Linked DNA regions of Mus musculus: regions 1, 2 and 4 are each linked to region 3. Evidence: chromatin loops called from intact Hi-C (ENCODE). Cell type or tissue: heart. All regions are shown on one strand.

What was found. Hi-C counts contacts between places; a loop is a spot of excess contacts. Peaks named below come from ENCODE experiments on the same cell type or tissue, not always from the same donor. Only the 100,000 strongest peaks of a DNase experiment are listed, where the experiment ranks them.
Region 1: a loop joins it to region 3, with 6 times the contacts of the local background. A loop is called at or near these places in 8 of 42 quality-filtered maps.
Region 2: it touches region 3 in a loop (2.3-fold over the local background); 10 of 42 quality-filtered maps call a loop at or near these places.
Region 4: a loop joins it to region 3, with 6 times the contacts of the local background. A loop is called at or near these places in 40 of 42 quality-filtered maps.

What each region holds. Positions count from the first base shown.
Region 1 is chr17:31,054,104-31,062,103 of GRCm38, reverse strand. Abcg1 (ATP binding cassette subfamily G member 1) reads right to left here and starts at 4,410. Exons shown (of 15, transcript NM_009593.2): 1 at 4,248-4,410. The coding sequence starts at 4,289. In heart, CTCF peaks have their summits at 4,013 and 4,618; DNase peaks (open chromatin) are centred at 1,303, 3,163, 4,013 and 4,473; H3K4me3 peaks cover 2,042 bases; H3K27ac peaks cover 3,011 bases; H3K27me3 peaks cover 3,049 bases.
Region 2 is chr17:31,063,600-31,071,599 of GRCm38, reverse strand. Abcg1 (ATP binding cassette subfamily G member 1) reads right to left here. Exons shown (of 15, transcript NM_009593.2): 2 at 6,972-7,215. Among named protein-coding and RNA genes, the nearest start is that of Abcg1, 9.9 kb to the right of the region's middle. In heart, no CTCF peak of the experiment used is centred here; DNase peaks (open chromatin) are centred at 129 and 4,339; H3K27ac peaks cover 3,389 bases.
Region 3 is chr17:31,115,924-31,123,923 of GRCm38, reverse strand. It overlaps Abcg1 (ATP binding cassette subfamily G member 1), which reads right to left. Exons shown (of 15, transcript NM_009593.2): 15 at 5,940-8,000. Among named protein-coding and RNA genes, the nearest start is that of Tff3, 9.7 kb to the left of the region's middle. In heart, CTCF peaks have their summits at 1,807 (motif pointing left) and 4,270 (motif pointing right); a DNase peak (open chromatin) is centred at 4,243; H3K27ac peaks cover 203 bases.
Region 4 is chr17:31,015,922-31,023,921 of GRCm38, reverse strand. No RefSeq gene overlaps it. Among named protein-coding and RNA genes, the nearest start is that of Abcg1, 38 kb to the left of the region's middle. In heart, CTCF peaks have their summits at 4,196 (motif pointing left) and 5,452; no DNase peak of the experiment used is centred here; H3K27ac peaks cover 268 bases.

The sequences.
Region 1 (8,000 bases), 62 kb after region 3:
CTGCCGTGGTAGCAGGTTCATAACCACAAGGGCTGTGGAAGAAGGAGCCAGGGAAGAGCCAGGTGCTGGCTTTAGGGGCAGGCTGTCCTGTGGAGAGGCAGTCAGATGAGGCCAGGTCATTCCCACCTCACCTTGTCTCTGTAAGTTTGGAAGTACTCCGGGCTTGGTGTCAACCCTAACAGAGGTGGGCAGCCCTTCTCCATCACGGTTCCCAGAACTCTGGAAGTCAAGAAGGGATTGCCTCCTTCTCTGTTGAAACTCAGAGGAGTAAGAGGCCTATAGCCATCACCCATCCACCCCCTAACTGTGGCAGATATCAGACAGCCATCACCCATCCACCCCCTCACTGTGGCAGATATCAGACAGTTATCAGGCCTGCATCCTGACCTTTTCTCCCAGACCTATCTATGCACGTGTTCATTCCCTTAACAGACTGAACACTAGGTAACACCAGTCTGCTAGCCAGACACAGACATGGCCTGTGACCCTAGCCAGCTCAAGTTCAAAACTGAGCCCAGGGAAGAGAGCAGCTGTCCCTGCAGGATTAGGCAAAGGCTGTGGGGGGTGGGGGGTTAGTGGAGGGTGGGGGTCCAGGACAAAGTCTGTCTGCAGAAATAGCCCAGGCTGAGATTAACAAGACAAGATGAGGGCAGGGCTTTGTGTACCATGCTCCCTGCAGAGGGCCTCTGTGAACAGTGAGTCTGGAATATAGAAACCTAGACCTACAGTTATCATGTGGGCAGAGGAGGACAGGAAACAGGGTACTTGGCACAGATGAGACTAGAGAGGCAAACTCCATAAAGACAGTTTGAAGATTGCTAGGGACCCAGAAAGGGAACCCAAGCCCAGAGCTCCAGGCTCAGAAGGCGGTGGTATCAGTCACCCACAGAACTAGAGACAGAGGAGCTTAATCAGCAGGTTAAGTTGGAGCCCACTCTGCCAGCCGGTAGACCAAGCTGAGTGATTAGAACTGGGGAGGGAGGGCGGGCGGAAGCAGCCAGAGTTAGCTACTTAGGATGTGAAGCGTTCAAAAGCAAGACCACGTGCGTGCCCATGCTAGGCAAGAGACTGTAAACACTGACTAAGACCCAGCACGCTTAGTATATATACTCCAGCCTGCAGCCCGTGCTCTTAGCATTTGCATGGTACCAATGGTGGGAGGGAGGTTACCCACTCCAGTCCGAAAGCAGCAAGGTGGCCGCTCTGGCTCAGGACACCCAGCTCCCTGAAGCATCCTGAGCTGGCTTCCTTCCACCCAGCCATTTGACTGCTGCTTAGTTCACTGGATACAGCAGGGGTGTTCTTTAGACTGAAATGCACAGGAAACAGGAACTTAGGCAGCCTCCTTCAGCAAAGAGGACAGCCCCACCCTTCCTCCACCGGTGTCCAGTGGCCTCACCCAATTAATAAAATCATGAAAACCTTTGTGATGAGACAGTGGCCTGTCACTCCAAAATAGACCAGCTCTCTGGAAACACATCCTCTGATGCGAGCTGCTAGCTAGCAATGTAGGTTACAGCGAGCTCTGCCTCAGCCTCCTGAACTCATTAAAAATAAAACAAACACCTATCGGCTCCTGTTTCCCCCCCCTCAGCTGGTCCATTTCCCTACCTTCCTGTCTGGACACTGTGCCCTCTCCTTAAGGAATGTGTTTTTAAGGACTGAACAGACGGTAAAGGCAGGAAGTCCGTTCCTGGGAACTTTGTACAGAGGGGACCCTGGGGTGGGGGGAGGCTGTTTAAGAGATTGCTCTCTTGGCAAAGTGTCCAGTGAGTTCCACACAAATGCTGGGAAGCTAGAGACACCAGAGTAGTGGGGGAAGTTCACACACAGCCAGCAAGCCTCACCTAGGCTTGGAAGACCCCTTCACTGAGATAGATACATTCTGACACAGAACTTCTCTCTGCACACTGGGGCAGGGGCCATCCGGTTTCTCTGTGTTTCCTCACGACCAACTAGGATGCTCACCCAGACGGTATCCTAGGGCATCTTGGGTGCATCCAAGGAAAACAGGCTAACCCATAATCAGAGCAATTTCCCACAGGAAAAGTATCCCAATGTCACACTCTGAGCTAAGCTTAAAGGGCAGGTTACACTTGAGTGACCGCTCACAATGCCACAAAGCTCCAGGGCTGACCATCCCATGGAAGGACATGCCCACCGTGTGTGTCTTTGCCACCTCAGAGAACCTAGTACTCCCAGATGCTCTGGCCCCCCTCCAGAATGCTCCTCCAGATTTAGAGGAGACACAGATGTTGTCACACAGACAACATCAGCAGGACCCTAAAGCAGGAGACTCTTAAAAAGCAAATCCTGAGGTCTTGTTATAACCAAGATAGAACATTTTAAAAGTTAACTTCATCTTTGTTTTGTGTCTATAGCACCCGATATTCCTAGTGGCTTTCACTTCCTATTCCCAAACAGGTCCCAACCAGGCTGACCCTGATTGGCTTCCAAGAGCAAACAAGATCTGTGGACCCAAGGTGGTATAACCACAGACAGATAGACGTTTAAAACTTCAAACAAAGGTGCCAGGTTTGCAGGAAGAAACGTCTTTTCAAATATATCAATAGGTTTCCCGAAAAATAAAAGATAAACCCCAGCTATTATGAGATTGGTAACTTCATAGCAGGGGTCTGGGCTGTATCAAACCATAATGTTGTATGGAAACCTATATCCTACAGCAGTTCGGTTCGTTTATCTACATGTTCAAACCAGTTCTGTGCAGAGAGAACCCATCAAACTTCCTCTCTTTGCAAAGATCGTCAATTATCATAATTTTCTGTTGCTAGTAATAATCTTCACATTGATAGATACGTGCACAAGGGCCAATTTTTCAGTGTTAACCAAGCCTCCAGGTAGAGTCAACTAGATAAAGGTGCAGACTGGAATACCCGAGGAGAAGCGATTCCTGTTTTCATTGACTCTGGCGAGTCTGAAATGGAGCACAGCCCAAGGATGGGGAGCAGCTTAGAAGGGTCTTCCTTCCCGCCTCACCCCACCCCCTGCTAACCACCACCATCACCACAGTGCATCTTTGCTCCATTCTATCGGTTTACACAAAATCATTACATAATGAGTCGGCGGGCAGGGCTCGAGACGAGTTCTACAGTAACCTGTTTGGAATCACAGGATGCGGTTGTCAGAGCAGAGCATGCGCACAAAGCCGAGTGCTTTTTTTTTTTTTCCTCTAGAGCGCAAGGCAAGAGGTAACTGTCGGTCAAATCCTGGGGAGCCTTGCTGACTTCAAATACAGGATGCTAAAAATGAAATAAAGGGGAGGGACTGTGAGATGTGGGCTTCTAGCGTATTGGGAAGGAACAGGCAGGCTAGTAACAGAAAGAAAGGCACGATTCGGGTGGGAAAACGGAGGGCTTGCTGTTTATACTCCACCACAGTCTGAAGTCAGCTTAAGAGGTTATTAACCGCAATGTCCGCTTGTTAGACAGAGCCGGTAGGGCCAAGGGTGAGACCAGACAGATGGTGGGCTGGTTTTTGTTGTTGTATGTTAGCTTTCTCCTGGAGCATTGAGTGACCGTGGAAGAGGAGACGCTTGCCCACCTCTGAGAAACAATACTTGTCTAGCAATTCTGTAGCACCCAGGTTTTGTCCTAACACTGGTATCTGGGGGGATGGGGGCGTGTAAATGCCCACACCCTACCCTCACCCTGGCAGGGATCTGAGCTCGTCCTCCTCTGTCTCCCCTGGGACTTCGCTGCCTCCTCCAAGAGTAGCTGTCTCTGGGGAGCGCAGGAGAGCAGGCTCCGTTTCGTGGGGCGCAGTTTCTCTTTTTGTGTCCCCCCCCCCCCACTGTGCCCAGGACTCCAGAGGGTGGCGCAAGAAGTCCCCCGCCGTCTGCCCGCTCCACAGAGCTCCTCAGAGAGATCTGACCCTCCCCTCCCTCGGGCTGAGCCTGCAGTCCCTCCCCAGTGCGCTTCCACATCTCCAGCCCCTCACCCAGGAGGCGGACAAGTCAAGGCCATCTACCTGTCCACTTGTGGGGTTGCTCGCTACCCGCGCCCCACTCCACCTTCTGGATGCCCTAAGCCAGTACAGGAGCATCTCAAAGCTCCAGGTGGCCAGGGCGGAGTCGAGCAGCGCCGGGCACCTCTCCAGAGCACCCCAGGTCAGCGCCCGGAGGATGCGCTCATAGGCGGCTGGTGTGAGGACCAGCCAGCCTGGCTTTGAGCTTCCTGTTTCCTTAGAAGATAAAAGCCAGCCCGGAGTGCGAAGGATGTGCGACTCACCATGGCGGTGCCGACCGAGAAAGCGGCCATCAGACAGGCCATGCCCCGGGGGCGGCGGCGGCAGCGGCAGTGGAGACAAGTCTGCGGGCGGCGGGGACGAGGTTGCAGGAACGAGGCTGCGCTTGCTCCTGCTCCTCCGCGGCGCTCTGCGCGGGTTCCGACTGCGCCCCGGCCCCGCCCCTGCCCACGATTGGGCCGGGCGGAGGGGGCGGGGCGCCGACAGGTGCGCGTGCTCTTGTTTTGCTCCTGTTGCGGAGCGGCTGGAGGATGCTCTGGACCCGAAGCTGTCTGCTAGGCCTCTCCCAACCGCCTGGGCCTGGGAAGCCCACTTCAGGGACCCTGCAGGAGCTGGGCCAGCTCAACCCTAGACGAACCAGTGGGGGCGCCCTACAAACCACGGGGTCCTTGTTTCGGAAACCTCCCGAGGTAGCTTGAGATCAATGGGATAGGGAAGAAGGCAGGTGGCTCCTTTGTTCTGCCTTTGTTATGCATGCCTTCCAGGTAGAAGCCCCAGGGACAAACGTAGAAAACAGCCCCAGGGCTTTTCCCTTAGCGCTAGTGTGCGGTGACCCTAAATTGAGGCAGCATGGGCGTTCATACAGATAGCTCCTAGGTCTCCATCAGCACCACTCCATCCCCAAATAAGCCACAGGGGTGTTTCCAGTGTCTTACACAGCCACGTTCTTGTACCCTACTGAAACCCCTGTGATTTGTAAATGGGACGTTGCGTGGTAACCGTGGTGAAAATCTTTAATCCCAACCTCAGATCCTAAACTAAGTCTTCTGTTGAAATGATTCTCTGTCACCCCCAGCACAGTAGAGCCACCCGCTCCAACACTTGGGTGTGCTGGGGTACTTTCTGCTCTCCTAGAAAGGGGCAGGCAAGTGGTTGTCACATCCTCAGATCCTTGACCTCAGCTAAGCTTCTCCCTAGCATCACAGAAAGAAAAGTGGGTGTGGCTGAGTTTGGAGGGAAGAGGGTGGGCTTCTAATACCGGAGGGACCGATGGCCCTATCTGGTATCAAGAAGGCTGACAAAGCCAGGGCATTCTAGAAGGTTATGAGTACAAACCTCCTTGTGAGACTATGCTGGGGCCTAGCAAACACAGAAGTGGATGCTCACAGTCAGCTAATGGATGGATCACAGGGCTCCCAATGGAGGAGCTAGAGAAAGTACCCAAGGAGCTAAAGGGATCTGCAACCCTATAGGTGGAACAACATTATGAACTAACCAGTACCCCGGAGCTCTTGACTCTAGCTGCATATGTATCAAAAGATGGCCTAGTCGGCCATCACTGGAAAGAGAGGCCCATTGGACACGCAAACTTTATATGCCCCAGTACAGGGGAACACCATGGCCAAAAAGGGGGAGTGGGTGGGTAAGGGAGTGGGGGTGGGTGGGTATGGGGGACTTTTGGTATAGCATTGGAAATGTAAATGAGCTAAATACCTAATAAAAAATGGAAAAAAAAAGGATAGAAAAAAAATAAAAATAAAATTCAGATTAAAAAAAAAAAGAGTACAAACCTCCCAGGGAGTGAGAAAGGTTTCTGGGGCCTGGGCTACTGTCTGCCCTGGTGCCCAACCATGCTGTAAAGCAGCAAGAATGGACAAGGGGAGACACTGAATAATGTGACCAGGACACAGGCCATGGTATCAGCATGCCTGGTTTTGCAGATATCTACCCTCTGTCTGTTCTCCCTACTTTCAGAATTTTCTTCTGGCATTTCTCTCTTTCTCAAGCCCCTTCTACTCAACCCCATCCCCACCCCTTCCCCCATTTCCACGCCCCCTTTGATTCACATTCCTTTGATGAACCTTTAATTCAAAAGTAGGCCAATGAGCTTCCAGCCCCCAGCAGCCTCCATGCAGCCTGTGTACTGGAGCTTCAGATGGGAGGCAGGGCTTTCTGGGTTCCTGAGAATGCACAGGGCTCAGACAGAGACAGCCATGTGTGGGGTTCTCACTGGTGTGGCTTGGGCCACTGAAAGGGTTCCCACTCATATATGTGTCCATGGGGTAGTAGTCCCCCTGGCCACAATGGACCCCACAAGTGATGGGTGCTTCCTACCTACAAACAAGTATCTTTTCCATTGTTTACTCCTGGCATCCCCTTCATGCCTGAGCAGGGAATGAGAGAGTGGCAGAGTTGGACAGACTTGTGCTGTAAGTGACAGAAAGCCAGTTTTGACTGGCCAAGTACACTGTTTTCTGCAGTGAGTAGGTTCCAATCATTCTGTAGTGAGTAAGTTCTGAACACTGGTTTCATGTGCAACAGGGCCAAGGATAAGTACACACACATGCACACACACACTTTGATTTCTCAGTACTCTGCCTTCATGTGGTAGTTTCTCTCAGGGACTGTTACCTTCTAAGCTGGCTAGTCTTGTGTCAATTTGACACACAAACTAGAGTCATCTAAAAAGAGGGGACCTTAACTGAGAAAATGCCTCCATAAGATCTGGCTATAAGGCATTTTCTTAATTAGTGATTGATGGGGAGGGCCCAGCCCATTATGAGTGTTTCCACCCCTGGGCTGGTGGTCCTGGGTTCTATAAGAAAGCAGGCTGAGCAAGCCAGGGGAAGCAAACCAGTAAGCAGCACCCTCCATGGCCTCTACATCAGTTCTTACCTCCAGGTTCCTGCCACCTTTAAGTTCCTTTGGTGATGAACAGCTATTTAGAAGTGTAAGCTGAATTAACCCTTTCCTTTTCAACTAGCTTTTTGGCGATGGTGTTTTGTTGCAGCAAGAGAAACTCTAAGTAAGACTATTGCTCTTCCATCCTATCAACTGCACCCAGTTAATGGTGCCTAGTCCTGATGGTCCCTCCCAGGCTGAGTCACATGGAAGGAAAAATCAAGTAGCTGAGTCCCAAGGCACTACAGAGGGAGCTACAACCCACTTGGCAGAGACCTTCTAACCACAAGTACCAGGCCAGTCAATGTGAAGCAGGCACAGCTCAGCATTGTCCAGGCCAGACACAACCCCAGGGGGAATTTCTGCCAAGACACGACCATACATAGATGGACCTAGTTGGCCTTGAGGACTTTTGGAAGGAAAGCCACTTCCTGTTTCAGCAAGGAGGCTTTCCATTAATACTGTCATCCTTGATACCTTCGGGAGTCTGGTTTCCAGACCCCTATCCAATGCCAAAACCTCATATCTCTTGCAAGGATGCAAGGTTTGCTTATAACATACCCATCCCCTCCTACAGGATGTATACCCTGAACAGTCTCTGACTTACTTCTACCATGTTACAATCATTTCTAATAAGATGCAGGCATCATTTCAATGGCAGTAGCACTTAGAGGAAGGCTTCTTAAGCTGTGGGTCCATAGTCCAACTAGAGCTGCCCGATAGAACGTGTGGATCATGGAAATGTTGGCAATAATTCATTAGAAATCAATCCCATAATGAACCCAAGGATTTTCTGTCAACACTCACATTACAGCCTTGATCCTTAATATGCAACACACACTTTGCACCACAAAGGTCATCATACTAACAACATGTTCCTTCAGATTTCCAAATACTGTATGTTAAATGTTTATTGTGCATACAAAGGTGTGGGCTGTCATGGTATACAAGTCGGCTCAGTCAGTCAACAGGTTCTCCAGCACAGGAGTGAGGATTAAAAAGAAAAAAAGACAGTTAGACAACATTGTAGTGTGACCCCAGTCAATTCTGAGACTGAAGGCAAATTTAATTTTCCCAATCCACTTTTTATACCATTTTAATTACATGCAAGTACT
Region 2 (8,000 bases), 52 kb after region 3:
TAAAAGGCCTTTCGTCTCAGAAGGTGGAGGTTTCTGGAAGCAAGCCCACTGCTGAGGTGCTAAACGCAAGCAGGCAGGCACCCAGGACACGGGGCAAGCATGGCAAGAATGTCCTTAGGAAATTAAACAGTGACAAGGACACCCGATGGGCAGCGGAGTACAGGCCCGCAAAGCCATCCTGCAGAGGCCAGATGGCTCAAGAACGGGGGGAACTTTGGGAAAGTGACAAGGTCACATAGCCAGATAAAGAAACTGCCAGACAGAGTGTTCAGAAAAACAAGAACCCAGGGGCAGTGGCATCAGGACATCTATCCTATGTCCAGATGTGCCAGCCTGGACCACATAGTGCATTGGAAACTCATGTCTCTGACTCCAGAGCTCAGTTGGAGATAGCCAGCTTGTCATGTGGGGGGACTAATGGGAGAAGGTATGCCCAGCCAGAGGAGGGGAGACAGGAAGGCCTGGATGCTGAGACTAAAAATCTAAATGGCTCTTGGCACTCTCAAGAGTCGTCCCCTGTCAATAGTTCCTCAAATTCTATTTTTAGACTACCAAAGAAGTCCCTTATCACCAAGAGCACTGCTCTCAGGACCCTGCACATCTGCCTACCCATCTGCCCCCAGCAGTCACCAAATACTCGAGAGCAAGAACTGACCTCTAAGTTTACCCAGGCAACGGATGGGTACTGTGGTACTCTTCAAAACACTTAAGCCACAAAATGTCTGCAAGTAGCCCTGGGGCTATACACTGCCTGGAAGAGTTACCTACCACCCTAAATAAAGCAAACTACTGGGTTAAAAGCAATCTCCTTTGGGGCCCAAAAGAAAGCCTAGCACAAGATAGGCCAAAAGGATCAACAGAATTCTTCCTTGCTAAAGGAAGTGAGTCCCTCCTCCCCCTTCCCCCCTTAAAACCTGAGAACCCATCACCAGTCTCAGGGCTCTCTGAAGCCTTTCTTTTCCGGGCTGGGCTCCCCTCCCCATCTCCGATCTTGGGCATTTGGTTGAAGTCCAAGTTTCCTAATGGAATTCCTGAAAGGGGCTTATTTAATGGCAGAGTCCACTCATTTTTAGCCAGCCTGTAATGACAGGCCTTGTGAAAGGGCGGTGGAAATTAAGAGAAAGCAAACCTTAATTTGAGAAGGGTGTTGGGTGTTCAATGGCCTTTTATAACCCAGAAGCAAGCCAATACACATAATCTGGCTTGGAGCTGATCAGGCTGCTTAACGCCTTCCTGTTGTTGTTGTTGTTGTTGTTGTTGTTGTTGTTGTTTTGGGGGGGAGGGTCTGAAAATGAGAGGCTTCTATTTCCGCATAGGCTGTGGTATAGTCTACTCTATCAATGGAATGTGGCGTGTGGAGACATGGCCTGGCCTGGCTAAAAGGACATTAAAGAAAATGTCCTGAAGCCCCAGGTTTGATGGCATTTGTTCTCAACCTAAGCTTCAGCACTGCCTGATCTCTACAGCTGTGCTTCATTCTTAAGAGCCGTGTCATTTGCAGGGGAGACTATGTTCCCTGCCATCAGCCTCCTTCACTGACAAGGACACAGGACACAGGACACACACGTCTCTCCTGAGGAGGAAGATGGAACTGCAAAGCCCTTCAGATAGGCTTATCAAAGGTTACATCCAAGCAGGACCATGAGATAGGAAACAGGCCCGGCACTAGTAACTCCATCTATACTATGGTAGTCCAGGATAACCCTCCCACCCCCCCCACCCCCCCACCCCCCGCAAGGAGTAAACACTCATGGGTCCTGCAGACAACTGATCTTGGTTTGAAATACCACAGACAGGGTTTTTTTTTTTTCTTTTTCTTTTTTTCTTTTGGTTTTTTGAGACAGGGTTTCTCTGTGTAGCTCTGGCTGTCCTGGAACTCACTTTGTAGACCAGGCTGTCCTGGAACTCAGAAATCCACCTGTCTCTGCCCCCCGAGTGCTGGGATTAAAGGCGTGCACCACCATGCGCTGCAACAGTCAGGGTTTCAAGTTGGTCTTTCCTTTGACCACGACCTTGAGATGGGTACAGGGATCAGAACTGCTCCTGAAGCATCTTTATGAGCCAAGCAAACTGAAGAAGTCCCCTCCGTCAGCCAGCTACGAAGGAAACCATTCCGTTGTGCTTGGGTTGCAGAGGGGACAGTATACAGAGTCCCCCCAGCCATCCTGTGACCTTAGCACACCACATTCTAATGAAAAAGAAACTACTGGGTGGCATGAGACCCCATCACCTCACCCTCCCCGTTTTGCCATGTGTATTCACTTTAGGGGGATTCTTGGTGACACCACAACACAGGAAGCACTGACTGTGCCTTCCATAGTCACTCTGGCATGAAGGGGGGAGGCTCCTCCCACCAGTCCCCTACCATGACAGCCAGTGTGACGGCACCAAAGGCAAGAATGTTCCAAGTCATTTGTCCCATCAGCTCACACTACGTGAGTGGGTTCCTTGAGGGAGAGTAATTACCAGATCAGAAGCCGGTGAGATATTCCTTGGGGTATGCTGTTTCCTCCCGAGACTGGCTCCTCTCACAATTATGTTCCCTACCAGGAATCTATTACATGATCTAGTTTTTCCTCCAAAGACATCATTAATCATCAGATGAAAACTTAAGCACAATTGAAAATACGTGTTTGGTTAAGTACCACTGTCAGTGCTTAGGTCTGTCAAACTCCCAGATGTGAGAGAGACAGAATGGCCTCACCTAAAGCTATGGATACTGTCCCTGCCGGAATCCTTTCCTCCCAGCAGAGAGGAAAGCAGGCCTCACTCTGCCAGCTTTCTTCAACATGACAGTGTATTGATAGTGCTATTGTCTAAGGAAGGCCCAGTATAGTAGCGCCACATTCTAGGGGAAATCCAGGAAGAAACTGGTTTCCATGGGGGCGGGGGGGCGGGGGGCTACAGAGTGGTCCAGCATCTATCTAGGTAATGGAAGAGAACATCTGGGCGCTCCCTCTAGCTTTGACTTTGGGCAAATTGCCTCTGCTCTTGGACTCCTGTCACCTCTACCAATCTATAAGTCTGACAGGCTAGATGCTTCCAGAGCTCCTCCTTCCAGCAGTCCTCCCTCCAGAAGTCCTCCCTCCAGCAGTGCTATGGCAACCAACCCTAACAGTCAGCTCAGCACATTCAGGGTGAATCTTAAAAGTCAACAACCAATCAACTTGATATACAGACAGCAAAACTAATCAGGTAGCGGCATATGAGAAGTGGCTTCCACCCTGAAGGTCACCTTGGAGCTACACAGAAAGGATGGCAGCTCCCAAATAACCCCTGTGAAGAAATGGCAAGAGGAGCCGGGATATGACCTCCACAGCTCCAGTTACTGTTGGAGCCCGTGAGGGTCACTACCCATATGAGGGCAAAAGAGCAAAAGGTCCCACATGGTGGGGCGGGGACAAAGGAAGCAGAATTTTCAGACATTCAGGAGCAGAGGCAAGGAGTGGGGCCATGTGGGGAAAGGACAAGGAAGCCAGAGGTGTGTGGAGCATGTCAGCCAGTCTGCTGCCTGGTCCTGGGGAAAATGCACACTTTATTGATTGCCTGCTTACTGAGTATGGTTCCAAGTGGAGAAAATTGAACCCCTAGGTTCAGAGTCATCAGGACATAGCACTGATGCTAGGAGGGAGGTTACAAGAGTGTCCGCAGCTCTAGCCAGGCAGTGGTGGCGCATGCCTTTAATCCCAGCACTTCCGGGGCAGAGGCAAGTGGATTTCTGAGTTCGAGGCCAGCCTGGTCTACAGAGTGAGTTCCAGGACAGCCAGGGCTACACAGAAAAACCCTGTCTTGAAAAACCCAAGAAACAAAAACAAATGAGTGTCCGAAGCTCATATCATTTGTAGCTGATGAGACAAATGACTAGGTTATTTTCCCTAGAGATGGCCTGTAGGCTCAAGAACTATTTCCCAAGGCACCCGAGTCTCCAGAAGAGCCTTGTTTCCCTGCTGGCTGCATGAAGATGGCCCACAGGGCTCAGAACTGGACAAGGCCTGGCCTCCTCCGTGTTGGGCTTCACGGAGTTGCAATCACCACTGTGGTCTCAGGCAGGGGGATGAACCCGTCCTCTCACCACGCTTTGCTTTAGCTTCCCTCCTATTCAGTGAGGAGGAGGTGGGTACTTCTTCCCGATATTAAGTTCAGACCTGCTTGAAAAAGCATCTCTATTCTGATGTAGGTCTAGCAGCCAGGGAAGGCAAGGAACACAGAGGAGAGGGTACCTCAGAGATGCCGCTGCAGAGGAAGGAAAGCAAAGCTGGGGAAGGCATCAGACAGCAAGCCACGGCCAGCTGGTGGAGAAGCCAACACGACACACCAGACTGAGCATATCTGTCATCCCTCTGACTCATGGGCAAGTCCCGTGGGGCTCATGTGCGACTCCTCCCATGCCTGAACCTACAGAGGTTACTACAGGGCAAACAGCCACCTGGCTGAGCGTCCTCGAAGGTGCCGAGAAGGGACAGTTGTGTCTCAGCCTGTTAGGAATCCATTACTGATCGGCTGACTCTGGTGGCAAACAGGACCTGTTTACGCTCAGAGGGCACGAGGCAGATAGAGCCCCTGATGGGTCCCCCCTCCTGGGCCCAGATTTATGTCCAGGGTTTCAACTCAAGATGCTGCCAGGGTGTGACAGTTCATCTTCAGTGACAGTTTGATGGATCCAGAATGGCCATGGAGACAGGTATCTGGCTGCTTCGGTGAGGGGTAATTACCTCGATTAGATTAAGTGAGCTGGGAAGGCTCACCCTAATGTGGGCGGCGCCATCCCCTGGGCTGGGGTCCTGAACTCAATAGCAAGGGGAAAGGGAGCCGAGCACCAGCATCTGTCACTCTTTGCTTCCTGAATGTAGAAGCCACTGTCCAGCTGATTTCTTCTCCTGCGACATAACTTTTCTGTCATGGTGGGCCGTACCCCGGACCTGAGAGTCAAAACAAACCCTTTCTCCCTTAAGTCTGGTGTTTTGTTGCAGTAAATAAGATATGCAACCGACACATAAGGATTCAAACATCTGAACCCCTACATAGCAAGCCATCTTCATCTACAGCCTGAATTTTCAAACCCCACCACGACACCGCCAAGACCACATATAACACTCACATGGGGATGGCTGTGTGCTTCACGGGTCTGTTGCGGTTCATCTACACTAACAGACGAGCCCCTCTGGGTACATTTTTCTGTAAAATCTGAATATTCCTACCTTTCGATTCCAATGGGCTTCACAGCCAGGACCCATGGCTGAGCCTGGCTCAGTTTCTTAACAAAACAGGCTGGCATGTGGAAACGGGAGTGTCGGATAACAGTGCCCTACAATCAGCCCTGAGAGGGAGCAGGGCCTGTTCTTGGTTGTGCAAACCCAGACACAATCGTTTAACAACCACAGAGCTCAAAGGTCCTGGGGACTGGCTTCTCAAGTTTCCAAAATTATGTTTGCCACTAAGACCAGATTGCCCCTGCCAAGGAGCTCACCGGCTTAGCTTTGAGAGGCAGAAAAACAAAATGGGGGTTGGGGGTGGAGAGGAGATGACAAATTTAAAAAGAGGCTAGCTTTTTAAAAAGAAAAAAGAAAGGTTGTATCAATAGTTAAGTTTAAAAAAAAAATCAATCTTTCGGTGGCACCAGAGTCACCTTGGATGTCCCAAGTTCCCTTTGGGTTTCCAATTAGCTATGCAGTGATTCAGTAGATACCATGGACCGTCTGGTCTCTTTCCTGACTACCCCACTTCTACAAGCAGCAGACTAGGCTGGAAAACAAGAACCAATCAGAAAGGCCCATGCACTCAAATCTCAGCAAACATTGTGTAGGGGAGGTGGGGAACTCAGGAGGGTGGCCAAGCAACTGGGACGTCTGCATATGTCAAGGGTCCTTCATCCTACGGTGCTCCAGGGGCCTCCTCTGCTCCATCTCCCCATTTTAGTGGACAGAGCTCCTTTTATGACCATTTGTTTTTTCTCTATAGGCTGCCAGCACTACACATTGAAGAGTCCTTCCAAGACCTCAAAAACAAGCTTGTTCTCAGAAAGGCTATGCCAGACCCTGGAATGCTCTTGAACAATTGAGACCTAGAAGGCAACACACTCTTTCCCTGAATGACTGGAAAACTACTCTACCTTGAAAAAGGACCATCAACTGAGTGTTCATTAGGGAGGACTCGCATGCTAGGAACAAGCAAACCCTGATGCCTGTGACTCTGTGAAAACTCTTTATCTAGTCCCTATTATTAGGAATCTAAGATACGCAAAACTTTCATTTTAGCCAGGCAATGGTGGCGCATGCCTTTAATCCCAGCACTTCCGGGGCAGAGGCAGGCAAATTTCTGAGTTCGAGGCCAGCCTGGTCTACAGAGTGAGTTCCAGGACAGCCAAGGCTACACAGAGAAACCCTGTCTCAAAAAAAAAAAAAAAAAAAAAAAAGAAAGAAAAGAAAAGAAAAGAAAAGAAAAGAAAAGAAAAGAAAAAAACCCTCTCATTTTTCTGAGCACTGACTGGAATTTTTCCATGTGACTGGAGGTGTCAAATCACAATCAGAATATAGATGCATGAGAAAAACAATGCATAAAATAACATTCAGTATGTATCTCCTAAGTTGTCCAAGAAGCAGATGGATATCACAGCTTCATTCAGGTGCTGCCCCCAAGGTACCTCATGACAAATATGTACATCCCTATTGCCCAAATCCAAACTATATATGCAGTTAGAAGATTTTTCAATAGGGCACACTCAACCTGTACCAACACCACCGAAGTTTAGAGCCTCTGTGAACTCTGAGACTTGTCTAGTCGAACCTGTGTATTTCACGGGAAAGAAGCCAACTGTGGATCAGCGAAATAAACTTAGCCAAGGCCAGCCTGCATCGGAAGAGAGTACCTCTCAACTTTCCAAACTGCAGACCAAGACTCTCCCCAAACAACCTGTGGCTTCCTTCACGGGCTCCCCGCACCCCAACCACCAAGCTGGTGGCTTCACTTCCTACCTTTCTTCTTCCACCAGGGCCCCTCGGGTACAGAGTAGGAAAGGTCCTTGAATTCGATGTTCACGGCCGCCCTCCGCGGAAGGGAGGAAAAGCGCTGGGCCTCTGTGAAGTTGTTGTCCACCTTCTTCAGGTGCCCATTGAGCAGGTCTGTCTCAACCTCATCCACGTTGCTGGACACGACCTCGTCCACTGACACGCACACGGACTTGGGCTCCGTCATTGCGGCAGAGTAGCTGCTGGCATTCTAGAAGGGGCAGAGCAGAGGCAGTGAGGTACGTCGGGTGCTCTGGAAAGAAGGAACTATCAAGAGACTTGCCGCTGGGCTCAAGGTCATCGTCAATTATCCATAGAGGTACTTCCTAGACCTTTCTAGAATACCCTTGGCCCCAGAGGACCTCCTCCCCTCCCCACCCCCCCGCCCACCCCCTGTAACTATCACTTTTGCTTCTAGTAAAAAGGCACTTCAGACGAGACACCAAACACATCGACTATCTTCCTTTAGGATCAGAAAATCTAATCATAAAACTTCGAGAAGTGTCTTGCTTTCCTCTCTAAAGAAGAGATGGGCCACTGTAGAGACTCACCTCTTTCTGGTCTACCCATAAAAACCTCAGGGAAGACGAATGGGGCTTATTTAGAATGAGCTGTTGTCATGTGTTCCTGTGTCAGCCCCTGACATGTCTGAGATAGTGTTCTTAGAACAGTGGCTTATGGGGCCTGACATATCTTACTGTCGCATTTTCTAGATCCCCTGTAACTCCACTCTCCTAATAACACCGGAGGATCAGGGTTGTTTGTTTATTTTCTCTGTCATTCAGGCAGGGAAACTGAGGCACAGGGAAACTGAGGCACTGGCAACTTAAGGAACCTGCGCCAAGTGCCACAATTAGGGGTGGAAATAGGAATAAGATCTAAACCTGAGCCATTAAGACACAGGGAGGTGCTTTTCTGTGTTACAAAGGCATACGTAGCTAGTATGGAGCTCACTATATTATCCACAGAGCCCCATAGCTTTTAAGCCTTTTTCAT
Region 3 (8,000 bases):
ATTAGACTTGGGGCACTCACCTTTGTAGTGACATTTTTGAGGATTCTGGAATTTTGGTTTCTTAAAAAAAAAACCCACAGGAACATTGTAAGAATGTGCTTTTATTTTAATCCCAGGTGTGGGGTTGTGGGGCTGCTTCAGACTGTCTACAGCAGGTGACTATGATTTGCCTCATGCTCTAGCAGAGGCACAGTTTTGCCAGCTGCAGATAATTCCTGTGATTGTGTGATGTTTGAAATTTTGGGAAATTTTCAGAGGGTATGGAAATTCTAGGGCTTTGAGAGAGGGGAAGAAGAGAGTGGGTGGTGGTTGGTCAGTTAAGGGGCTTGGTTGTGGTTTGTTAGTAGCCATGGTCAAAGAAGAAACAAAAGGAAAGAATTAGATTGAGGGATCTCTTTCCCCTTTCCCTCTTTTTCTCTCTTTCCCTTTCCCCCTAATCCTTGTTTTTCTCCTATCTAGTGTTAGGGGGCATGAAACCAGGCAGGGGGATAAAGGCATAAAGGAAAAAGAACACACAAAGTAGCAAAGACCGGCTACAACCTTTAAAGCTCTCAGCACATCAGAAATAAGATACATTCGGCAAGATACAAAACAGGAACTCTTTCTATAGGCACTGTATTCCCAAAGCCCTGACTTAGAGGGAAGCTGTCATGATGCCCTTGTTTAGAATCCAAAGGGGTCCTTCATCTTGTCTGCCTGCTAACGGCAGGAGGGACACTTGGGTTTACCTCCCTCTTAACTACCAAGCTCTGTGCCCAGCCCAACCTTCCATTGCAAGTGGGATGTGAAGGACTTTGCATGATTACTGAGCTCTATGGTGCCCACTCCACACTGTTTTGTAGGGTAAGTGCCTGGCTCCCTTTGTCCTAGTCCCTGTTCTACTCAGTGAGGAGGGACCCTCAGTGAGCCTCTGAGTGGGGGAACAGGTCAGTAAATCCAAGCATGGGGGGAAGGTTGTAAGAGTCCCATTGCAGAGGTGTGTCAAGAAATCAGATTAAAAAGGTCTTAGAGAATAAGAGAATATGATCACACGGCTGGAGCCAGTCCTCCCACTGGCCTGCTGTGGAGAATGGATGGAGACTGATGGAGAAGTCCCTGGCCAGGGCCAACATCACAGAACCCTCCGGGCTGGCAGGATGGGTCAGGTTCTGTCTCCTCACCCACAACTGGGAGATCAGGTTTGGTTGATTTTGGAGGTGAAGTACCCCCTCCCCCAGCTCTCTCTGGCACATAAAGCCCATGTTTATATTATACAAATAAAATGCAAACCCAGTTCCAGAGGGGCTCTTTGTACCAGTCTGTAGGATCCGAATTTCTCCAACAGAGTTCAGTTGTGCTAACCTTGGCTGTGTTAATCTCACAGTGGTCATCAGCACTGGCCACCTCCCTATCTGAAGCTTATAGAAGAAAACTGGATCTTGCCACTTTCTGATCCCTAGTCATGCCATGGGGTCACTGTCTTTCTGAGGCTGGGCAACCCCTTCTCTGTGAGGCAGGGCATCCTTTGCTCCTGGGGATGCAGCAGGCCTGGTCTTCATCTCTTTTTGCTTACAGCACCCATTCACCTATCTCTGCCTGGCCTTCCTTCACCATGGGAGCTAAGGATGCTACACTTCTTCCTCAGAGACCTGGGGTAGGACGGTGTAGACTTAGCTGAAAGCAATCTGGCAACATTCCAGGAGCTGTGGCATTCACCGTTAACATCTTCCAGGCCTAAGTGAAGTCAGCTGTGAGCCCACCCGGACCAAATCAGAACCTCAAATAAAACTCACACGGCCCCACACCGCCCTCTGCTGGCAGCCTGGAGTAGCGGCTGCTCCTTACCTCGCATCCTCTGACCTTGTCTACTCTCTCTAGCTTCCCGACAGCATCTCATCACAAGCCAGCCATTCCCTTGAGCAGCCCTGGCCTGTGTGGTGCCCTACAGTTGTTAATTCTTCTGACACTGTCAATGGAGCCAGTGCTGAGTGCTGAGACCTTCTCAGCTGTGACTGGCAAGGCCAGAGTCACCCTGCAGCATCCTGGAATCTCCAGTGGGAGACATGGGACTCACATGGGCCAAAGAAAAGTACCTCCCATCGTCTTAGTTAGGGTTTTACTGCTGTGAACAGACATCATGACCAAGGCAACTCTCATAAAGACAACATGTAGTTGGGACTGGCTTACAGGTTCAGAGGTTCAGTCCATTATCACCAAGGCAGGAACATGGCAGCATCCAGGCAGGCATGGTGCAGGAGATGCTGAGAGTTCTACATCTTCATCTGAAGGCTGCTAGTGGAAGATTGGCTTCCAGGCAGCTAGGATGCAGGTCCTAAAGCCCACACCCACAGCGACACACCTATTCCAACAAGGCCACACCTTCCAATAGTGCCACTCCCTTGGGCCAAGCATATACAAACCATCACACCCATCCAAGTCCATTTTTGTGCTGTTCCCTGTCTAAGGCTTGGGGTTGACATAGTCTAAATGCATTGTTCTGTGGGTGTTCAGAAACTTGGGGTGCATCTCTCAGTACCATATGAATGTGGGGATAAGGCTGGCTTTGAGTAGATACAAGGTCAGAGGTAGAGGGAGTTTGTGATGTGTAAGATGTCACCCATAGACTCCTGTCTCTGCCTGGGACAGTCCAGGGTCCTGTCTGCTCAGGGGGGTTCAAATCTGTTGTCACGATTTGAACCCAGATGCTGTCCTGTGTTGTATAACTCGGGGCTAAAGGGAGGTTGATGTGGTTTAGACATTACAGTCCATCACTAAGGGATATCAAGGAAGAAACCTAGACACGGGAACAGAGGCCACAGGGAAACGCTGCTTACTGGCTTGTCCCCCGTGGCTTGCTTAGCTTGCTTTCTTATACAACCCAGGACCACTTATCTAGGGATGGCACAACCACAGTGGGCTGCCCCCCCCCATCAATCAATAATCAATAAAGCACCTTTTTGATTTGCCCACAGGCACTTTTAAAATTTTTATTTATTTTATGAGTACACTGTCGCTGTCTTCAGACACACCAGAAAAGGACATCGGATCCCATTACAGATGGCTGTGAGCCACCATGTGGTTGCTGGGAATTGAACTCAGGACCTCTGGAAGAGCAGCTAGTGCTTTTAACCGCTGAGCCATCTCTCCAGCCCAGAGGGAGGCACTTTTCCAGTCAAGGTTCCCTCTTCCCAAACGATTCAACCTTATGTTAACCTGACTCCCCCGCATAACAAAACAAAAACAAAACAAAACAACCCTCCCCCCGCCCCAAAGTCCGGGCATGTCGCTCTTGTTTTATGGCTTACACTGCCCTGCATTTCCCTAGCATGGAGCTTTATGGAACGGTATCCACTCCAGTGTAGTGATGCCCGCACTACATGGATGCCCACTCAGCTTGCTGGGCAGGACTCCTGTCCTTACAGGTGGTCTGTTTTTGGTAATTGCAATGGACCCTGGTCCCTCATTACCTCCTTTGGGGTATGGACATGCCAACACATATTGCATTAGTTTATCCCATCATACCTAATAGGAATGTATATATCTTTCAAAAGTTTGTGTGCAGACTTGACTATAGAGTGTGATGTAACAAGGAGAGGGTTCTCTCTCTCTCTTTCTCTCTCTCTCTGTATGTGTGTGTTAGCTGGGGTTCATGGTGTTTGTGTTAGCCGAGAATTCATGGAATTCATGAAATTCTATAGAGGAACAGAATGCATGTATGTTATAATAGGGGGATTCAATAAATTGTCTTATACCACAGGGCACTTGGGAAGCAGAGGAATAAAGATCACTGTGAATTCAAAGCTAGCTTGGTCTAGACAGTGAGTTATAGACTGGGCAGGACTACCTAGTGAGACCCTGCTTCAAGCAAGTAAGCAAATGAAAACAAAGCATCTCTCTCTCTCTCTCTCTCTCTCTCTCACACACACACACACACACACACACACACACACCACCATCACCACCACCACCACCTCCTCTCTGTCAATTCCCCACTCAGGCAGAGTTTGAGATTTGAGGTGTGTTGCCAGGGACATAAGCTCTTGGTCCTGCTCATTGCTTCTGAGATGGCATGTCCCCTTCCCCAGGATGACCCTGTTGTACATCTAACCTTCTTCCTGGCACAGAGATTACTAGGTGCCTTTCCGTGCAGCTGTCCTTGTGCCCCCCTGGTCTGGCTGCTGCAGTCTTTCTAATCTGTGACCCTACCCCTAACCCTAATCTGCCTCTCATGTTCTCTTCCAGAGGATGGATCTGCTCCACATATTGTGAGCGTGCAGCTCCAGTGACCACTAGAGGGCGCGCTTAGGCACCCACAGGCATTTGTCACTGTCTTCTTGGATACATCAAAGGAGGTGGTAATCTGGTCTCCTAGGAGAGACTGTGCTGGTGACAGCCCAGAGACAGGTGAGCCTGTGTGAGTCCTTGCCCCGCCCCCGCCCCCGCCCCACTTCCATTCAGAAAGGTTTGGTGGGAGCTTTCAGTGCTGCTGTGGGGGAGGGTGTGTGTGGGGGGGGCAAGGAAGGTTTTTAGCCATGGAGAGGTAGAACATCAACAGGAGCACCATGCTGGCTGCTCAAAGCAAGGATTATTCATGAAGAACCAAGTGCAGGCCCCAGCAGGTTACCAGCAAGGGCCACCACATAGCTAGAGGCCCCCTGACTAGTCTCAGCATCTCTGCCTCTCACTGTGGAGAGGAACCTCATAGATGTACAGGTTTCTGGAGCCCAGACCTCAGGACTCAGGGAACATTTAGACAAGACCCCTAACTGGATAAAGTTCGCATCACACCGAGCGGCAGGCAAACAACATCCCGGGTGACTGATGATGCTGTTTGGTCCATCCAGTGCTGACAGGCAGAGACCAGCACTGTTGCATCGAGAGGGGCCGCACTGAAGCAGCTGTGGCTTCACATCAAAGTTTGCTGTTCTGTCTATGGAGTGGTGTGGATATGGAGTGGAGATATGGAGTGTGGATATGGAGTGGATATGGATATGGAGTGGAGAGTTTTATGTCAGCTTGACACAAGCTAAAATTATCTGAGGGAAGGGAACACCTCTGTAATATCAGGTTGCAGGGAAGCCCTGAAGGCATTTTCTTAATGAGTGATTGACAGGGAAGGGCCCAGCTCATTGTGGTGGCTCCATCCCTGGGCTGAAGGTCCTGGGTTCTATAAGGTGGCAGGCTGAGCGAGGCATGGAGAGCAAGCCAGGCAGCAGCACCCCTCCTGCCTCCAGCCTCCTGTCCTGAGTTCCTGCCCTGACTTCTTTCAGTGATGAACGGTGATACAGAAGTGTAAGCTACGTAAAGCCTTTTCTCCCCAAGTTGCTTTGGTCGCCATGTTTCATCACAACAATGGTAACCCTAAGACAGGAGTGAACTCACGCCCTTTCCAAGATCTCAGGCTGGAAAGACTATTCCCAAATGAGCCCAAATGTTATCCCTGAGCCTTCCCTGGGGACCTGAAAGGCAGAGGTGGAGAGAGGGTCCTGACAGCATTAGTCACAACTCTTAGGTTTTAGAGCCCCAGTGTGTACCTGTGCTTCCCTGACACCTGACTCTTATAGAGCCTTGAGCAGGGCACCCCCTGATGCAGCTGCTAGGGCACAGGGAGGAGACATGGCAGAGCTGTCTTGGCTGTGCCTCTGCGGGAGTTGGAGCGGGGTAGTGGCAGCTCTCATGTTCCAGGGGTTTGAGCCTCACCTGGTGCTGTTGGAGACCAGGGTCACATGATCTCAGCAGAGGACTGTGGGTTAGGCATCTAAGGGAATACAACCAAGAGACAGTTGCAGAGAGAGTGCTCAGAGAGCAGGCCGACTCCACAGTGGGTTGGACCACACAAGCGATCAGAACCCTTTACCAGGCAGACACACCCATCTTCAGCTGGTGGAAATGTGGATTTGACTCAGCAAAAAAACCTGCCAAAATCACTTGGAGCATTTGACACCAAATGCACGTAAAAATTTTTATATAAAATATTTTATTAGCAGTTTTATTTCTTCCAAGTATCTAACTTTTTATATTAACACAGTCTGCTCCTCGAGCTCCCCCTGCTGGGTTCCGTTTGTCTGTCTGTCACATTCTCATTCTCCTTTAGTTCGTATTCAACAATAGCCATAAGAGACTTTCGTCTCTTGCGCTGTAGGCGTGGATGAATTTTCTCTTTCCTCCTTGGAGTAAAGGTGACTGGGAAGGACTTGGAGGCCGCTGGGCTACTGACATGAAGGAAAAGCTACAGAATAACCCTATTGGACATGCGCGTGAGTGGGCCTGCCCACGTGCTCATGTGCACAACGTGCACGAGAGTGCATGTGCAAAATCACAGATAAACATTCCCGAAGTACACAGACACCAGTGCGTCTGACCGGTGGTGGCCCACTAGTGCTGTCTAGGAAAGAACGGGGCCACCCCCACTGAGATGCAAGCAAGGCTGGCCTCTGGGTAGGCTAAAGGCATTCATAATGGGCTCTTGGGATGTAAATCCCTCAGGGGACAGAGAGCAGACTGGCTACTCCCCTCCGCCTTCTCTTTGAGTGGTAGAGCAACTGACGGAGTAGATAGCCACTGCACCCGAGTTGCATTTTATGTTTGCACAATGACTGCTGGAAAAGCCAGAAAGCAGGGACTCAGATGTCTGACAGGGGCTCTGATGGCCCTCAGTATCTTGCCAGCCCCTTCCCGCCCCAATGCTACCTAGAGAAAGAGAGAGTAGCTGCCCATGAAAGTAAGCCCAAAAGGAAGGTGTCTTCCCTGGCCTCGGGGCCTGGAACAGGGGGAAAATCAGATCAATGAAGGTTTGATGGGTGACTACTAGATGGAGAAGCCAGAAGGGATTGCACTGTGCCCAGACACTTCCCAAGGGAAGGTGTTTGCCTTCAGTCTGTTTTTCTGTTGTCAGGGGCACACTTGGGTATTTTCTGCTTTGCAGATATTGTCTGCCCCCTGCCTTGGGTTTGGGTTTCTCAGAAATTCTAAGCTTCATGTTCCATTTTCTGGTTCTAATGGGTGCCTCTCTCCACCTCCAGGTGAAGAAGAAAGATTCTTGCCCCTACTGTGTGCAACATTCGCTGATTCATCCCCTACTCCCTAGAAGTAACACCAGAGAGTTTAACTCTCTCTGGACAAAGGGTAGAAGAGGAGGCAGGAGAGACTGGGGTGGGGGTGGGGGTGGGGGGTGGACAAAGAAAGGGGTAGACAGAGGCTAGCAGCCCCACCCTTATGCTCAGCCTTTTCTGAGCCTCAATCTGACACGGCCCCACAGGCCTCTCTCTGACAAAGCCCTGTAAATTCTGTCCTTGGGCTGTTGTTTTTTACGTGAGGACTTTTATTTTATCAGCCAACAGGAGGAGGTGGTGTAGCCTTAAACCCAATGCAATCCTTCCTTTCAACTGAAGGAACTCACCTTCTAGGGAACCCAACTGCAAGGGAAGTCTGACTTTAACGTCCGTGGCAGGTAGGCGCACACTTCCCGGTATCTCCTACCATGACTAAGACCAATGGGAAGAAGAAGAAGAAAAGGGAATGGTCTAGAAATCCAGGCAGCATCTCTGGGATTCGGGCTATGTATGGGGAAAGGTAGAACCACACACCATGGCCCCTATGGACAGTGGATAAGGGACAAGGGTGCAGAGTCCCCTAGGATGGCTGTCAGCCTTCCTCGAGTCTGCAGAGCTTGAGCAATGCTGGGTGACCTCTGACCCCTCGCCTGTTCTGGTCAACATCCTTTATCAACTTCCCAGGATACCCTGTCCTGCACCAGCCTGGCAGCTCTTGTATCCTGAGCTCAGACTCCGCCCCGTGGAAGGATCCCACGGCACTCTCACTTACATAGGGTGAGTGACAAGCAGGTCTCAGGGTCTAGGAGAAACCTGGACAGGAAAGAATCCCTCCAGAGGCTGAGGAACCCTTCCAGAGTGAAACATGGACCACCCTGCCTGTGACTGACAGCACACAGCTCTCCGAGGAGACAGAGCCTGCCGGGCATGACCCACCATGTCAAGACATGCGTGCGGACATGGATGGAA
Region 4 (8,000 bases), 100 kb after region 3:
ACCGTGGAGCAACAGGTGAGTCTCTGACGATCTTACCCTGCCCAGATGAGGAGAGTCACTTGCAGGTGCCTGGTCGCAAGTGACCCATGTCATAGCTGCAACATTGAAAATCATCACAACAATGCTGAAAAACAAAACAGAACAACGAGAGATCCCAAAGCAGAGAGCAAGACTTTGTTTAAATCTTTTGCCTCAATGAAAGAAGTACTCACTACTCCATTGACCAAAACAAAGAGGAAAATAAGGTAAAGAAAACACCTCTCACCTCCCCACCCCACCCTCCACCCTCAGCAGTGGGCAAAGAGGCCCCTTGTCTTTGGTGGTGTTCTTATATTAGGGACAGAGCAGATGCAGTCCTTTGGCCATCCTAGTTTGATGCTGGGTTTGGCAGCCAAAGCTGTCTTGTGTCTAGGACTCATAAAAATCAAATCAAATCTCTGATTCCTGACTGAATATAACACAGCCGGGTGCCTCAAGCCCCTGCCGTCTTGACTTCTCCCACCGTGATGGACTATGCCTTCAAACTCAGAGCCCCAAACAAACCCCCCTTTCTTATTTTCATCTACCTTCCTGCCGCACAGTAGCAAGACCTTACAATTAATGCAGAAGATGTGGCTGTTACAGATACTAGGTCTACTAAAAGGAAACACTTTGACACTTTGCATCTGGACACCAAGAAAGATGTTTTGATAACTGGCTGGACCCCACTCCTGGTACCAATTTTCTGTGTGAGTTTTATCACTGTTATGACCAAACATCTGACAGAAGCAACTTAATGAGGGGACAATTTTTATTTTGGCCCACGATGTCAGAGGCTTAAACCCATAGTCTTTGCTTCTGTTGTTTGTAGCAAATGGTGAGGCAGAATGTCACAGTGGACAGAGTGTGGAGGAGCAGGACTACTCACATATGTGGTATAGGGAGCAGAAAGTGTAAGGATAAGTGACTCATTCTGGTACCACTTTCTAAGGTTTACAGACTGTTCTAAAACAGTGTCACTCCCAGGAAGTCAAAACAGTCAATACCTAAGACTATGAGGGTCATTTATAGTCAAATGTGCTAGTGCAATCTTAAAAGTTTAAAAGCAATTAACATTTGAAATTTAAATATCTCTGCCTCAATGGTTGATAGCTGATGCAGAGAGAAAGTACTAAGAACTTTTGTACTTGAGAGCAAAGCATTTGCTGCTGTGGACCCAATAGCCTGCTCTAGTTCCAAAAGCTCCTTGACTCTGCCATTTCAGCTTTGGGGTCCTAGAGTGTTGTGAACAATTGTCAAACTGTGGTTGAATTGGAAATGCAAGAGTTTCACACACACACACACACACACACACACACACACACACACCATCAGTACAATGATTCTGTGTAGTTTAATTGGTAACATAAAATTTTCAATAGTAGTGTCTATTATTTATAAATTACATACATTCTGTTTAGTAATAAGTAGAGGGAAGAGGGGCTGGAGAGATGGCTCAGAGGTAAAGAGCACTTGCTGCTGTTTCAGAGGACCTGAGTTTGGATCGCATCATAATGGGTAGCTAACAACTGCCTGTAACTTGTGCTCCAGAGGATCTGATATCCCTTTCTCATGTACAGATGTAGTATTCACATGGCAGATAGACATGCACACATGAAATAGAAAAAATGAATCCTTGTGAAAGGAGAAACAGAACAGCGCACACACACACACACACACACACACACACACACACACAGGACATAGACATATGCACATACATACATGCATGCACTCACGGACAGGGTGTGTCTGTTGAGAGGGGAGCTAGTTACTGAAGTTTTCACATCTGGACTATGGCCTTGCAGCCATCTCCTGCCCAGCCTCATCTTCTGAGCCATTCAGATGTCCCAGCATCCAATGCTTGCCCATATGCACACCAGTTCCGAGTGGTAGCAGCTGGAACTGGAGTGGGCCTGTTGCAGAGTCAAAGTTGTAGAGTCAAAGTTGTAGAGAAATACCAGGAGACAGATCCTCAGCCTCCAGGGAGTACAGCCCTCAATCCCCTGACCATGGCCCAGCGAGCCCCATAGACTGCTCATCTTGAGAAGCTGAAGACCCTTGCGTGTTACTTCCAACCCCTTCCCTGAACTTGTAGTCCTGGACTGCAACATCCTGGTTCCCTCCACAGTCCATGCGATTCAGGGCTCTCTCATCCAGTAATACGACAGGGCTCCAGGTTATAAGGGCCTGAGCCAGCCCTGCTACACTGACCTATTGAAGCTCTGGGAATACGGACAACAGAGAGACTTCAACAGATGGTTGTGGAGATTAAATGGGAGCATAAGGGGAAGGGCTGTTATAGCATTGATGACGAGGCACAGAAGGCACAGGGCACAAGGAGCCGAGTCCTCAAAGCCAGAGTCTGGGAGGCCAAGGGCCACTCTCCAATGTAGCATCAGCAGATGAGTGTCCCCAGAACCTGCCACTGTGTATTGTTCACAGAGGCAAGCAGCTTGCTTGATGCCTTCTCTAGCCCATGGCCCTGGGCCAGTGGGGCTGGTGCTTCTGCATTCTCCTTTGTCCTCTAGCGATGAGCTGAAAGCCATCTTAGGGTGTGGCCGCTTCACAGAGTGGTCCCATATGGACCCCTGTCCTTAGCCGTGACTGCGGATGAGCACCGCAGTCATTGCCTCTCGTGCCTGCCTTCTGTCTCACCGGCATCTGCACCTGAGAGTGGGTGTGGTTGGCACAGAAGCTACAAATGCCACCAGCGTCTACAGGCTGGACACAGGTTGGGTCAGTTTGTCGTCACAACAGCTGTGGAAAGCAGAGAGGCTAAAAATCAGTGTGTACCACCCCCACCCCCACACCCCATCTGGACAGACTTCTCCTTCCCTTTCTAGTTCCTGCTAAGGCAGTGATCCACAGTCCTCTCTGGGTCAAAGGTATGAACCTCAGTGTCCTGAAAACTCCCTAGATCAAGCCTGTGGCTGGCAGGACAGACTGGGGGAAAGTCGATTGTGGGGAGATATTGCCAAAGGTGGTCTCGGGTTTCCCTTGTGTTCTTTTTCTGGGCAGATGGGGTTGGTGGGAAGCTGAGTGTGGGGGTGAAGGGTTGGGGGCTACCTCTGAGTGGAAACGGGTCAGGAAGCTTCCCTGACAAGAGGTTAGCCACCCACCCACCCCCGCCCCCCCCTCCCCCCCGCCCATGAGGGAAGGTTTGCCTGGGGTTACTATCGGGGACAGCGAATAGCTGTTATATTGGGGGCAGTGGGGGAGGGGATCCCCCAAAGTTTCAGGACAGGGTTTATGTGTGCTCATGGAACTCAGGCAGTTTGCTGTCTCCCAGAATTACAGTAAGAACCTACCATCCACAACCCCTGCAGTCTTGCCAAGGGGGTAGAGGTGTTGCAAAGAGGAAAGAGATTCCTTCTGTGTTCTGTGGTCACCGCGACCTGGGGTCCTCACATGCAGCTTGTGAAAGAAATTTTAAGTCACTGTTGTCCAGAATGCAGGGGTACCTGTGAGGAATCTCAGGTGTGCAGCTCAGGGATCCACCATGTCTGAGTCAGAGTGGGTGGAGGAAGGTCTGACCAGTAGAGTGGTTATTGGCAGGACTTAGCCAGACCCCCAAGATATGTCCATCCCTGCCAGCAAACCCTGGATGAGCTCCAAGACTGGAATGTAGGCCTCCCGGGCTGCCCCACCCCCTGAACTGCTTGACCTTTCTGCCTCTCATAACCCAATTCTTGATGCTCCTTAGCAGATCTGGGCCCATGGGATGGTTTTAGGCACCTAGTGATTCCTGTTCTGTACCAAATTCTCTGGGGACAAGGATATGTGTTTTGTTCTTTATTCTACCCGCCCCCCATAATGGCTGCCTTTGCAGTCTGGAAAAACAACCAGAGAGATTATAGGAGATACACAGATAGTGTTTTGGCAGGGTATGGTGCCTTTCCACAGGAACTCATGTCCCACAGAGAACTATGGACACCGTTAAGCTTCAACTGGCCTTTGCTGACAAATGTCCTTATATGAGGCTGTGGTGGCCTCTTCACAGGCTTCTGGTTTTGGCCTTTTTCTGTATTGGTTACTGTCAAGTGATCTTGCAGAAAACTCCTTTGTGGACTCTTTGTTAGGGCCAACACAAGGGAATCCATTTGATTTTCACACCTTGACCTTTCTGGCTTAACCAACATCTTGGCTCTAAGGGCTCTGCCCACAGCGCCCTCTAGTGGTGAATTCCTAGGATCCAGACAGCAGCCTCCAACTCTTGTCCAGCAATCCTTACAATCCGTTCCCTGCAGCAGCAAGTATCCACTTTGGGTTTGAAAACTCCAAAGAGGATTCAAGTCTTGGTCAGAGCAACTGGAAAGAAGTAACTGTCTTATATCCTCCCAGTACTTGAAGGACTTGAAGGAAATGGGTCTGTGCTCAGGCTAACTCTGGTTTGTCAAACCAGAAACTCCTCCCTATCCCAGCTATAAGCACTCCCTCCCTCCCTCCCTCCCTCCCTCCCTCCCTCCCTCCCTCCCTCCCTCCCTACCCCCTACCTCTCCTGAAGCTGTGAAGGACTGGAGTTAAGCAGATGTGCCATGTACCCAGAGTGTAGCTCAGAGCAGCCCTGCATCCATAACTAAGCAAGTCGGTTACCCTCACAGCCAGAGCATCCCAACCCTGAAGACCGGGAGAGGCTCCTCCTATGGGCTGCCCCAGGAAAAGCTGTGCCCTTAGTCTCTGTGGCCCTTTACTGCTGCCTTCCAGAGATGGAGAGGCACCATCCCCTGGGACTTTCCTGAGTGGTTTCTCTCATGTTCAGCCTCCACTCTGGCCCCCCAGTGTTCTCCACAGAAGGTCATAACTACAGGAACATCTCACTGCTGGGGACACCAGCAGTCTGGTCCCTGCTAAGCTTGGCTCCTATGGACGCTAGTCTCCCAATGCCTAGCCACCAGACTGTCTGGGACCAATTGATTGAAAATTTAAAAGTCCCACAGGAATAAGGTTGTGAGTGCCTGCTTCCCATAAAACATCATTTCTGGGGTAGCAGGAAGAGGGTCCCTCATCCACGGGGCTTGAAACTGAAAGTGGCTTGGGAATGTTTACATATTTATAATTTGGTATCTCCTGGTCAAGACCCAAGTTTAAAGGTAAAGTTAAAGTTCTGTATGTGTCATGAACTCACTCACACTCCCAGGAGGAAGGTAAGCATTGTGGGTTTAGTTAGTTTTTTTAATGTACCTACACTTCATGGCAGCCATCTACTGAATGAGGTCAGGAGTGGAACTTTCCATATGTAGTGTCTCTTACACACACACACACACACACACACATTTTGACAGGAGAGCATCATGGATTTCCCATGTTTGAATAATGGATGCATGGGCTCTAACAACTCCAGCCCATAGGACCACAGAGATGAAGTGAAGGCACAGCTGTTGGCCATGTTCTGGACTTTTCTCTCCTGGGAAGTTCTCATTGCTGCCCTCTCTGGGAACATCTGTGTACTGCAGCTTCTCTGCCTTGTTTAAGGCTCTTGCCAGAATCTCCCATCCATCCCAGGACTGAGAAGGCCCCGACTCAGCTTCTCATCTGGATAAGGACGTGGCTTGCAACCCGGCCTGCTTTTCTGACCACCACCTCATACCTGTTCTGCTGAAGATGATGTGGACAAGGATTCAGGGTACGGTTGGTTAGTACCCGTGTAGATGCTGTGTAACTGTACTGCGCAGATGCTGATTCTGAACTCTGTGTGTGTGTGTGTGTGTGTGTGTGTGTGTGTGTGTGTGTGCGTGCGCGCGCGCGCATGCGCTGGACTAATTTCCCACCCAATGTACTGGGTAGGAATTTATCTCTTTCCCTCTTGATTGTCCTGTTTGTTTGTTTGTTCCTGTTTCTGTCTCTCACGTTGCAAGATCCAAGGAGAAGATCTGGATTCACTGGACTCTGAAACCATTGGGATCAACCTTGATGCAAACCTGAAAACACAGACTCCTAAGCAGGGTATGGGCAGGCTTAGAGAAAGAAGCCTTGGCAGCCCCACTCTCAGACTCCTGCCTGGTCCAGGTTCTCTGAAAGCCCCACTTGGGGCCCAGCCTGTGCATCAGTGGATACAATTTGCTGTCATTGCTAGAGATTCAGAGCTTGTGAAATGGGAACTGATACTTCCCTAGAGGAGGACCAGGAATTCCAGCCCCAAAGACTAAAGGCTTCAGTCTGATCCATCTACCACATCTCCATCTTCCAGGTAGTATGTGGATCTCCCTTTTGTCCACCTGAGACCTTGGCCCAGCGTAGAGTTACCATGGTTACCACCATGTTTGCTTTAGCTGGTGTGATGGCAATTTCTGCTTCTCTAAAAAGGGATATTTATAAATGCTTTTAGAGATGTGTAAAGTATGGAGCAGAATATGATCAAAGAAGGTCTTCTGCCACATACTGTGTTCCCTGTCACAGTTACTTACAGTCTGTTTAACTGAGAGACCCTGAGCTAGGATTGCCTGACCCTTTGTTCAGCTCTGCCTAGTCTGGGTTAGAACAAGGTTCTCACCCTGAAGGGAAACCAGAGCTGGAGACTGAGAGAGGCTGGCTGCCACAGCAAGGTCCTGTCTCCCTGGGCATGCACAACCATACCCCTGAGCACTGGCATGGAGAGCCTTTGCTCCCTGCAGGTCCTGACCATATGTTCTTAATGTGGCAAAGATGACAGAGGAGCAAGGGGCACTTGGACCCTACACACTTCAGACTGGGGGGCACTCAGACCCTACACATTTCAGACGGGGGGGTACTCAGGGCCTACATGTTTCAGACTGGTGCTCAGGGGTCCTGGGATATGAGATGTGAGTCATTCTGGCCAAGGAGCAGCTATGTTGGGAGAGGCACATTGCCAAACTGTTTGAAATACTGACTCTCAGGAGCTAAAAATTCCTCCAAGAGTCTCATCTCCCAGGAAGAGATTTCACACAGTTCCTACACTTTGCAGGAGAGATTAGAGCTCAGACAATGGGGGTCCATGGTGGGTGGGAAAACACCTTGAACAAGATTGCATAGTGAGGATTTTGGTTTCTTTAAAAGACACAGAAACAGAAATGTTCTTTCATTTTAATCCCAGGTGTGGGGGTGTGGGGGCTGCTTCAGACTGTCCATAGCAGGTGACTATGATTTGCCTCATGCTCTAGCAGAGGCGTGATTTTTGCCAGCTGCAGACTGTTTCTGGGACTGTGTGATGTTTGGAATTCTGGGGACTTTTCAGAGGGCTCCAAGCAGCATGGTGGATTGTTGGTGGCAGTTTGTGAAGTAGTTGTGCACAGTGAAGAAACAAGAAGAAAACAGATATCCTGACGGCAAAGTTCAAACTCACCCCCAAGTAACTCCAAGCCCCTATTCAGCAGGAAGTAGTCTAAGGATAATGCTGCCCCTCTTTAGACTTCTAATTTTTTTTCAGGGCACACTTTTCTTTCCCCTCTATCATTTTATCTCTCTTACCTAGTATTAGGGGGCTGAAAGGGGGAAAGAAGAGCCCACAGAGTAGCAAAAGACTAGGCTACAAGACGGCTTAGCGTTGCCCTTTCTTTAAGCCTGATCCTCATGTGAGTACCCCACAAAAAGACTTGGGGGAAATCACTGGATCCCCTTGTTCTTTCCAAAGTGGCCACACTGAATTCCCCTCAACTCAGCTTTGCACTGTTGCCTGCCACTTTCATTGGCAAATTGAGCGGAAATGGCGTAGCCTAATTTACTGTGGCTGTCTGAGCCTAGGCTTTGACGCTAATCACACCAGCGCGTGATGAACGTTTGTCCACCTGGGCCTGGGTGATGCCACTGCCGTGGGATTATGAACACACGTGGTTCTACATGTCTCAGGCTCTGGGTCAGGCTGCATATATTTCTAATCTTTGGGGCCTGGGCTCTGAGAAGCCGAGGAGAGACATTCAAGTATCATTAGCCAGGTGACCGATTGCCAGTAATAACCCCAGATGCCGAGGCTTGAGTGGGCTTCATTGGGGGATCCATGTCGTTCCCTTCCCCAGTACTATCAC